Linked DNA regions of Homo sapiens: region 2 is linked to region 1. The links are chromatin contacts, found by Hi-C in ENCODE. All regions are on one chromosome and are shown on one strand. The core of a region is the stretch at or near the end of the contact, and the rest is flanking DNA. Distances in the headings are between cores, read along the strand shown.

Region 1 (5,902 bases), core at 1,211-3,710:
AAAGCCACTGAAAAAACCGGTTTTCTACAGGAAATAGAAATTTATTAAAATCAGGCCTCCCCAAATGCCCTGGCTGTTAGGCTGGCAGCCTGCCAGGTCAGCAGGGCTGGAAGAGAAGGAGATGAGCAGATGTGATCGTGCAGCCCCTACTCAAGCCAGGCGGGAGGCGGGAAGCACTGCAGGGTCCTAGAGAAGCAACTGTCATACAAACAAAAGAATCTCCATCAAGAACACCAGAATTGTGGTTTCCCAATCCCTGACATTTTTAGGTGTTCTGGGGTGTGCCATTTGGATTCTGGCCATTCATGGGCTCCCAAATTATATTTCAAAATCTCTGATTTTTCCCAGCAGAATAAAATGTTAATACCCTTACAGGGTCTTGGGTTCTAACGTCAACAAAGATCCTTAACTTCTTTGAGCCTCAGTTACCTCATCTCTACATGGGGAATAATACCTACCCCATGAATTGTGAACTTAAATGAAATAACAACTGAGAACTGATAAGTATTGCCATTGTTATCTCCTTCCACCACAGGATGGGCTATCCCAGGCAACTGGCTGCCTCTCATTAACCACTGGTTTGGACGCTGCTTTGGTTCAGGGCACAAGGCCTAAAGAGGCACTGGCCTGGCTCTCCTGGGTTTCTTCTGACACTGTGATAACAGCTGACACTTACTCAGGGCTTACTTGAATTTGGACCAGCAATTGCTCTAGGTGCTTTAGAACTATTAATTCATTTAATCCTCACATAAAACTTCTTAGTGGTTACTACTCTTATCAGATTAGGAACCAGGACACAGAGAGTTGTTGCCCACCCAACGGCCAGTGTTTGGTGGTGTTCAGAGGGGAGTCCAGGCAGTGTGGCTCCAGAGCTGTGCACTTGAATGCAGTGCTGTAGAACCCAAACTCTTTCTTGTTGAAAGAAGGAAGTTTTTAATGTGTACTTTTCAGAGCATTACCATCTAATGCAGTGCTGGGGATTTGGGAAACAGATAAAAGACAGATACTGCAGGAGTAATAAGGGATTGGGGAGGAGACGCAGCTCAGATTGTTCCAGGGTGGGGAGCAAGCACATCTTGCGATCAGACTTTCACTGGGATGAAGTGCCTTGGCAAAAGTCTAGGGGTCAGAGCCCACTACATTTCCCCAGGCCTGGTCTCTTCCCCACTTCCCAAGCTTCCCGCCTAGCTCCACTCCTCTTAAGTTTTCTGAGCAGCCTTTGTGCCTAATTCTCTTGCCTCCTCTTTCCACCATCTTCACACACAATAATTCTAGCTAACATTTATTGAACCTGATACTGTGTGAAGCACTTTATATGCATTTTATTATTTAACTCCAATAATGACGCTGTGAAATATTATTCTTTTCTCCATTTTACAATGAGGGAGGTAAGGCTCAGAAAGCCTCTGTAATTTGTCTAGGATCACATCACATAGCTTGGCGCACGGGTCTGAACTGAATCTGGCTGAATCCAGAACCCAGCTTTTTCCATTTGGATTCAGATTAAAATGGATATTAAGTTTGGCCCTGGCAGGAAAAAATAGTCAGTCAGCCTGTCTGTGGGGATCTCAACTTATTAGCAATATCTTTTCCCATTCAAAATGTCTTAATCCTTTATTTTAGTAAATGGGTCCATCATCCCTCATGTCAACCAGAATCCCTGACTCCTCTCTCCTGGAGTCCAATTCATCACCAAGTCTTCTACGCAACCTGGAATCCATCCGCTTTTTGTCTTCTCTCTGCTCTGCCCTTGGCAGGTCTCCATCACTTCTCATGTGGTTCCTGTCTCAAGCATGGTCTGGCCCCTGCCTCTTTCTCTTACCTCATTTCTCTTATCTCTTGCCCATCAATTCTGCAATGCAGTTATAGCCAACTATTTTCAGGTCTTCTCAGGTGTTGTGTCCCCTCACCTGTGTCTGGTAGGTTGCAAGGCAAGCTGTTCCCTTGGCCCATGCACTCTTCCCCAATTCCCTTTATTGCCCAGTTAACTCCATTTATTATTCAGAGCTCAGATTAAATGCTGCTTCATGCAGGGAGCTTTTCCTGAGCTCTTAAATCTGGATTAAGTGTCCTCCTGCCCCCATGACTCCCAACCCAGCTTGAACTTCACCCATCACACCACTTCACTTTATTCCAACTCAATAAATATTTATTGAATATGTACATAAATGAGTGAATAAACAAAAGAATGAGCCGATGGTCCCTTGTCCCCTTCAAAGTCACTGCTGTTGGTCAGGAGTGAGAAAGTAAAACCTAGACTTGAAGTTCCTGAAGAATAAAAATGGAGTATCCGCTCTTCTGTTTGTTCTCTGCTATGACTGCCATATTCTCCAATTTACAAACACATTGATTCAAACACCAAAAATGTATGAGGCCAATCCCTTATCCTACCTCAGTTCCAGCCAACCGTAGCTGGGAATGGTGATCACTGCATCAGATGAGCAATATTTACTCTGCTACACTTCCTCTTATTAAATCATAACACCAGAAAAAAAGATTAAGCAACAAAAAAGAACAAAAATACTTGTATACACCAATGAGAACACATAGAATGATTCTGCCTCCACCACGAAAGCACCGTTGTCACTGCCTTCTCTTCTCTGCTGTCCATGTAGATGCATTACAAAGGGACTTGAAGGCCACATTTAAATAATTATTGAGTAGCTAGTACATGTCAGACACTGGTGAAGGTGCAAGGGCTACAGCACTGAGGAAAACAGAATTCCAGTCTGTATGGAACATAAATTCTAGAGCCAGGAGAAATGAAGGCAGATCTCCAAATATGGTTATTATGATCAATTTTTTAAAAAAAGATCTATACACATTAAAAATTAGAAGTGTCTTACTTTTTACCAAATAGACAAAGAACCTGTCTTGGCATAACATTTGGGGGCAAGTTGCTTCTAGTTATCTAGGACAGGCCTATCCTTTCACAATTCACATTGCATAGTAATGATCTATTATTATTATTATTATTTTTTAAATTTATCAAAATGTTTATAAATGTTTAAATGTTCTTTTTTTCTTTTTTTTTTAATTATTATTATACTTTAAGTTTTAGGGTACATGTGCACAATGTGCAGGTTAGTTACATATGTATACATGTGCCATGCTGGTGTGCTGCACCCATTAACTCGTCATTTAGCATTAGGTATATCTCCTAATGCTATCCCTCCCCCCTCCCCCCACCCCACAACAGTCCCCAGAGTGTGATGTTCCCCTTCCTGTGTCCATGTGTTCTCATTGTTCAATTCCCATCTATGAGTGAGAACATGCGGTGTTTGGTTTTTTGTCCTTGCGATAGCTTATTGAGAATTATGATTTCCAATTTCATCCATGTCCCTACAAAGGACATGAACTCATCATTTTTTATGGCTGCATAGTATTCCATGGTGTATATGTGCCACATTTTCTTAATCCAGTCTATCATTGTTGGACATTTGGGTTGGTTCCAAGTCTTTGCTATTGTGAATAGTGCCGCAATAAACATACGTGTGCATGTGTCTTTATAGCAGCATGATTTATAGTTCTTTGGGTATATACCCAGTAATGGGATGGCTGGGTCAAATGGTATTTCTAGTTCTAGATCCCTGAGGAATCGCCACACTGACTTCCACAATGGTTGAACTAGTTTACAGTCCCACCAACAGTGTAAAAGCCTTCCTATTTCTCCACATCCTCTCCAGCACCTGTTGTTTCCTGACTTTTTAATGATTGCCATTCTAACTGGTGTGAGATGGTATCTCATTGTGGTTTTGATTTGCATTTCTCTGATGGCCAGTGATGATGAGCATTTTTTCATGTGTCTTTTGGCTGCATAAATGTCTTCTTTTGAGAAGTGTCTGTTCATATCCTTTGCCCACTTATTGATGGGGTTGTTTGTTTTTTTCTTGTAAATTTGTTTGAGTTCTTTGTAGATTCTGGATATTAGCCCTTTGTCAGATGAGTAGGTTGCGAAAATTTTCTCCCATTTTGTAGGTTGCCTGTTCACTCTGATGGTAGTTTCTTTTGCTGTGCAGAAGCTCTTTAGTTTAATTAGATCCCATTTGTCAATTTTGGCTTTCATTGCCGTTGCTTTTGGTGTTTTAGACATGAAGTCCTTGCCCATGCCTATGTCCTGAATGGTAATGCCTAGGTTTTCTTCTAGGGTTTTTATGGTTTTAGGTCTAATGTTTAAGTCTTTAATCCATCTTGAATTAATTTTTGTATAAGGTGTAAGGAAGGGATCCAGTTTCAGCTTTCTACATATGGCTAGCCAGTTTTCCCAGCACCATTTATTAAATAGGGAATCCTTTCCCCATTGCTTGTTTTTCTCAGGTTTGTCAAAGATCAGATAGTTGTAGATATGCGGCGTTATTTCTGAGGGCTCTGTTCTGTTCCATTCATCTATATCTCTGTTTTGGTACCAGTATCATGCTGTTTTGGTTACTGTAGCCTTGTAGTATAGTTTGAAGTCAGGTAGCGTGATGCCTCCAGCTTTGTTCTTTTGGCTTAGGATTGACTTGGCGATGTGGGCTCTTTTTTGATTCCATATGAACTTTAAAGTAGTTTTTTCCAATTCTGTGAAGAAAGTCATTGGTAGCTTGATGGGGATGGCATTGAATCTATAAATTACCTTGGGCAGTATAGCCATTTTCACGATATTGATTCTTCCTACCCATGAGCATGGAATGTTCTTCCATTTGTTTGTATCCTCTTTTATTTCCTTGAGCAGTGGTTTGTAGTTCTCCTTGAAGAGGTCCTTCACGTCCCTTGTAAGTTGGATTCCTAAGTATTTTATTCTCTTTGAAGCAATTGTGATGGGAGTTCACTCATGATTTGGCTCTCTGTTTGTCTGTTATTGGTGTATAAGAATGCTTGTGATTTTTGTACATTGATTTTGTATCCTGAGACTTTGCCGAAGTTGCTTATCAGCTTAAGGAGATTTTGGGCTGAGACAATGGGGTTTTCTAGATATACAATCATGTCATCTGCAAACAGGGACAATTTGACTTCCTCTTTTCCTAATTGATTACCCTTTATTTCCTTCTTCTGCCTAATTGCCCTGGCCAGAACTTCCAACACTATGTTGAATAGGAGTGGTGAGAGAGGGCATCCCTGTCTTGTGCCAGTTTTCAAAGGGAATGCTTCCAGTTTTTGCCCATTCAGTATGATATTGGCTGTGGTTTTGTCATAGATAGCTCTTATTATTTTGAGATACGTCCCATAAATACCTAATTTATTGAGAGTTTTTAGCATGAAGGGTTGTTGAATTTTGTCAAAGGCCTTTTCTGCATCTATTGAGATAATCATGTGGCTTTTGTCTTTGGTTCTGTTTATATGCTGGATTACATTTATTGATTTGCGTATATTGAACCAGCCTTGCATCCCAGGGATGAAGCCCACTTGATCGTGGTGGATAAGCTTTTTGATGTGCTGCTGGATTCGGTTTGCCAGTATTTTATTGAGGATTTTTGCATCAATGTTCATCAAGGATATTGGTCTAAAATTCTCTTTTTTGGTTGTGTCTCTGCCAGGCTTTGGTATCAGGATGATGCTGGCCTCATAAAATGAGTCAGGGAGGATTCCCTCTTTTTCTATTGATTGGAATAGTTTCAGAAGGAATGGTACCATTTCCTCCTTGTACCTCTGGTAGAATTCGGCTGTGAATCCATCTGGTCCTGGAGTCTTTTTGGTTGGTAAGCTATTGATTATTGCCACAATTTCAGATCCTGTTATTGATTTATTCAGAGATTCAACTTTTTCCTGGTTTAGTCTTGGGAGAGTGTATGTGTCGAGGAATTTATCCATTTCTTCTAGATTTTCTAGTTTATTTGCATAGAGGTGTTTGTAGTATTCTCTGATGGTAGTTTGTATTTCTGTGGGATCGGTGGTGATATCCCCTTTATCATTTTTTATTGCA
Region 2 (5,533 bases), core at 1,724-4,223, 84 kb before region 1:
GTGAATAGTTTCTGAAGAACTTCCAAACCTTGGTTGTGGGAACCTGAACAAGTAGCAAGGCAGTTGGGTGGCCACTCTTGTGGACTGCTACTTGTATATAGGGACATCTTCCTTCCTTCCCCGATACCTGATGGGACAGCTTCAAAGACTCCACAATTGGCTGAGCCCAGTGGCTCATGCCTGTAATCTCAACATTTTGGGAAGTTGTGGTGTGGAGATTGCTTGAGCCCAGGAATTCAAGACTAATCTGGGCAACATAGGGAGACCTCATCTCTACAGAAAATAAAAAAATTAGCCAGGCATGGTGGCCTGTGCCTGTAGTCCTAGCTACTGGCGAGGCTGAGGTGAGGTGGGAGGATCACTTGAGCCTGAAAAGTCAAGGCTGCAGTGAGCCGTAATGTGCCACTGCACTCCAGCCAGGGTGACAGAGTGAGTCCCCGTCTCAAAGGCAAGCAAGCAAGCAAACAAAAACAAAAACAAAACCCTCCACAATTATGAGGCTGGTGGAGAGATCTCCATTTCCTTCTCTATCCCCTGCTTCTCCCTGGGAAAGGTGGAGGAACAGTAATGTTCTGCCATCTGTTCCTAGCTGTTCCTTTGAGTTTCTTGATGCCATGGACACTTGTCTGTCTTTCCAAGTTGAAATGATCCATCCTGTACAGATTCCTGTGTGCCCTTGCTGGATTCAGGGCCACTGTCAGTTGACACAAGGCTCATAAGAGAGAATGGATTTTTGCATTATACAGAATTAGGGTTCCTGTCCCAGCTCTGCATGTCTCTGAATGACCTTGGGCAAATCACTTTGCCTTTATGGGCCTCAATGTTCTCATAATGTAAAATGATTAGCTTAGGTAGGGCCTCTGTGGCAACTCCAATTACATGGTATTTTCTGCTGGGGGCATCGTGTAGAAAAGATCTATTGGGCCACATTTTGGCTCAATAATTGATTAGTGATGTGTGCCAAGGTAGGGGTGAGGCACTACATCACCCATCACATTTTTGCCATCCCTAAGTGAAATGCTCTATTAATTATTACTGAGTTTCTTTGATGCTATAGTGTTATATGACTGCTGCTAAGATCTCAACTTACTCTCACTTTTTAAAATATGTATTTGCCCTTGTGCCAATGAGAATGAAGAAAAGGAATAGAAGAAAGTGATCCTCCAAACTGGTACTGTGCTTTGGGTAATGAAGACCCAGAAATCTGGTCCACTGCTTCTCTATGAACCATAGCATTTTAATTTACTGCAGAAACTGGAGATAAATTCTTTTGTGAAGTAGAGCTCTTCCTTTTCTTGTCCAAAATGGAGAAAATAAATGCTTATCTCCTTTGTATCACACCTTTTTATAGGCCATTACAGACAAAATTCTGATTTAAAAAATGACTTTCGGTGGGAGGCAGTGGCTCACGCCTGTAATCCCAGCACTTTGGGAGGCCAAGGCGGGCCGATCACGAGGTCAGGAGATCAAGACCATCCTGGCTAATATGGTGAAACCCCGTCTCTACTAAAAATACAAAAAATTAGCCAGGCATGGTGGTGGGCACCTGTAGTCCCAGCTACTCAGGAGGCTGAGGCATGAACCCGGGAGGTGGAGCTTGCAGTGAGCCGAGATAGTGCCACTGCAGTCTGGCCTGGGCAAAAGAGTGAGACTCCATCTCAAAAAAAAAAAAAAAAAAAAAGACTTTCAAATATTATTTAATAAAAAATTTAATTAAAAAAACAATGTAAAGATTCTCATTCTGAAATTTAAGACCATGGGAAAACTAAAGTTAAAGAAACCAATGAAATATATTTATGTAACTTTTTGAAAGAATAAAAATAATTCTAGGGATCTAATATGTTGCATAGTGACTATATTATACAATCTGTATAGTATATTTGAAACTTGCTAAGAGAGTAAATCTTAAGTGTTCTTGACACACACACACGTACATACACACGTGTAATTAGGTGAGGTGATGGATGTATTAACTAGCTTGATTGCGGCAATCATTTCATTTCACAATGTATACATATATCAATACTTTCAATGCATACAATTTTTATTTGTCAATTATATCCCAATAATGCTGGAACAAAATAATTATAAGAAGGACTGTGGAAACTTTTCCATTTCATGACATGTGTGTCTGAGAAGAGTGCCTGAGAGGACTGAACCTTTAAATACAAACACATGTTGGGCATCCATAATCTGAAAATCCAAAATCCAAAATGCTCCCACACCCAACACTTTTTGAATGCTGATATCACTCCACTTGTGAACAATTTCACACCTGAACTCACCATTTTCCCTCACTAAAAAATCACACCAAAAGGCAGTAATGTTCTCCAGGTTTATAAGATAGGCTCAGAGACTAGAGCAGGGTCAGCTTTATGGGCCTGGAAGATAGGCGCTTTCCCTGATGGAATCTCACCCTTCACACAATTCATTGGCTGTCTCTACTGACATCTTCAGCCTTGATCTCTCTCTCAGCTCTAGGACCTCATATCCAGTGTAGAATGACAGCAAGGCTAACTCATGAAACTGGCACCTGCCAGAAATTAGGGGTGCCAAAATAAATAAGATAGGAACTATGATGGACTTATAGTTAGACAAGAAAACTTGTTGGTATGAGAGAAATAAACACACAATATAGTGGGGAGCACAGAGAGGCACCCCTTACAATTCAATAACTTTAAATATATCCCAACTTAAAGTAATTAACTCTGTCTTCACCAGAACCCATACCTCAAGAAACTAAAAGCAGTTGACATGTGAACTATGGGGACCTGACCTGACATGTGAACTATGGGTTGTTCAAGGCAACCCTCTGCTATAAAGTCCCTGCAGATCTCTTTGAAGGCCAGGTGAAAAAGCAAAGCCCTAGAATGAAATTCAGAAGAACTGTAATTTTAGTTCTGATTCTGCCTCTAACTGTATAGCCTTAGGCAAGTCACTTGGTTTCTTCATGCTTCTGTGAAACAAGCACTTAGAATGAAAAAAGGGAGAGGGGTTGGCACCCATGACAGAACAAAAGAGTCTCAGAGGCAGACATTGGCAGTACCCAAGCACTATTCAGACAGGGAACCTTTGCCAAAGGACATCTAGCAGGCAGTTCCTAGTCCTGGTGGTACACAAGCATATATTAGCCCAGTAGTTCAAAATTCAGATTTTTTATTAAAATCACCTGGGCAGATTTTGAAGATAAACCTGTGCCCAGGCTGAAACCTAGAATAATCAAATCAAACTCTTTGGGAGTTGAGAAACACTGCTTTAGCCTGCTGTCAATGGACATTGAATGCCTCACTTCTGATTTCATGCTCACCAAGCAATCTTCTCTGATTAACATTTGGCTGCCCACACAGATTCGTTTAACAGGGATAAAAATGTGTGGGTTAAAATGACTTTGAATATTCTTGGTCCCTGTGGTATTTCTAAATCACACTAAGTTCATGAATTGGCATTCTCTTTTCCATACCCCCATTCCATGAGCAGAGTTAATGTGAGTCAGGTCCTGAGAGCTGGACCATCTGTCAGTGTGGGGACACATCGGGTAAGTAAGCTGGCAAGGCTTGGACCAGAATCTGGGCCTTGGAGAGCTCATCAAGCTAATGAATACCAAGCGGTTAGGCCTCTCAAGAGGTGGGCTGCTACTGTTCCCACGAGAAAAGTGTGTGTGCCCATTAATTGCTTTGTGCATGGGTAGAGCTAGTGAGTGTGCCTTACCCTCCCACAACTTAAGGCAAGATTTCCATTTCTATTTCTCTTATTCCTTATGTAAACAATCTTTTTTTTTTAAATGAAGGCTTGAACCACTTAATCTAGGTTGGTGTGAATGTAACTGTGGTTTTTGCCATAATATATATAATATATATTATATAATTATATAATTTTTATATTACATATTGCTTATATTATATATATATAAATAAAATATAAGGTTCTTCCCCTGCAGTTACCATCTACAATTGGTTTCAGTATTTCTAAAGAGGATTCTCATGCACTTCTGAAAGGAGTTTGATTCTCTCCAGAATTTTCCCAAGTCATTTCACAGTGTTCTCTAATAAACGCTGTCTTTTTAAAAAGAAAATAAGCATGGCGTTTTGTCCTCAAACTGGCCACCCACTGTCCTACTGAGTCAAAATATATTCATGAAATACAGTTGTATTTTGCAGAGGTATAATTCACAGAATTCTCAAGGATAGATATATCTGGAGAAATTGTATCCCAAATAAAATTCAAATTTCTCACTCTTCTCAGAATTTATTATTGTCCAAGAGTGGCCACAGGCTGAGCAGGTTTTTCCTGCCAGATAATATAGTTATCTTTTTTTTAAGTTGTGGTAAAATGTACATAAACATTGATTATACCACTGTAAACATTTTTAACTGTAGTGGTTAACAGAATTAAGTACATTCACAGTGTTGTGTAACCATCACCACCATCCATCTTTAGAACTTCATCTTCCCAAACAGAAGCTCTATACCCATTAAAAATCTTCATTCTTCTCTCTAGTAAGCCCTTGGCAACCATCATTCTACCTTTTGTCTCTATGAATTTGACTACTCCAGGTACCATATTTAAGTGGAAACTTACAATATTTGTCCTTTAGTGACTGACTTGTCTTTAAGATTCATCTATGTTATAGTATGTGTCAGAATTTCCCTTCCTTCCTTCCTTCCTTCCTTCCTTCCTTCCTTCCTTCCTTCCTTCTTTCCTTCCTTCCTCTCTTTCATCTTTCTTTGTTCTCACCCTGTCGCCCAGGCTGGAGTGAAGTGGCACGATCACGGCTCACTGCAGCCTCAACTTCCTGGGCTCAAGCAATCCCTCCTCTTCAGCCTCCCAAGTAGCTAGGACTGCAGGCATAAGCTACCATGCCCAGCTAATTTTATTTTATTTTTTTAGAGACAGGGTCTCGCTATGTTGCCCAGGCTGGAAATTTTCTTCTTTATTTAAGGCTGAAGAATATTCTGTTGTATGTATATATCACATTTTGTTTATAAATTCATCCGTAGATTGACATTTGGACTTTTCTACCATTTGTCTATTGTGACTATTGCTGCTATGAACGTTGATATACAAAGGTTGAGTCTTGCTTTTAATTCTTTTGGTATATACCCAGAAGTGGAGTTGCCGGATTATATGGTAATTCCATGTTTAAATTTTTTAGGATCTGTCATACTGTTTTTCAGTGACTTCACCATTTTACATTCCCACCAGCAACGCACAAGGGTTCCATTTTCTCCACATCCTTGCCAACACGTGTTATTTTCTGTTTTCTGACAATAATCATTCTAATGGGTGTGAAGTGGCATCTTGTGGCAGTTTTGATTTGCAGTTCCTTTATGATTAGAAATGTTGAGCATCTTTTCATGTGCTTATTTAGCCATTTGCATATCTTCTTTAGAGAAATGTCTATTCAAATATTTGCTCATTTTTGAACTGGGTTATTTGTGTATTTGTTGTTGAGTTGTAAAAGTTATTTAGATATCCTGGATATTAATCCCTTATCAGATATGTGATTTGCAAATATTTTCTCCCATTCTGGTGG

What was found. Hi-C counts contacts between places; a loop is a spot of excess contacts on that map. Pooled maps may share reads with other maps.
Region 2: a loop to region 1 is called in a map of A673, with 4 times the contacts of the local background. The contact joins two enhancer-like sites. A Hi-C loop is called at or near these places in 3 of 168 maps with a recorded cell type or tissue (A673 and CD4-positive, alpha-beta T cell), 3 of 37 single-sample maps with no recorded cell type and 1 of 50 pooled maps.

The regions. Positions count from the first base shown.
Region 1 is chr1:64,276,714-64,282,615 of GRCh38, reverse strand. No RefSeq gene overlaps it. Among named protein-coding and RNA genes, the nearest start is that of UBE2U, 76 kb to the right of the region's middle. Within about 2 kb of position 2,460, at least 2 of the 41 ENCODE cell types and tissues checked have a DNase peak (open chromatin) inside an H3K27ac peak, as active enhancers do.
Region 2 is chr1:64,361,306-64,366,838 of GRCh38, reverse strand. No RefSeq gene overlaps it. Among named protein-coding and RNA genes, the nearest start is that of CACHD1, 110 kb to the left of the region's middle. Within about 2 kb of position 2,973, at least 2 of the 41 ENCODE cell types and tissues checked have a DNase peak (open chromatin) inside an H3K27ac peak, as active enhancers do.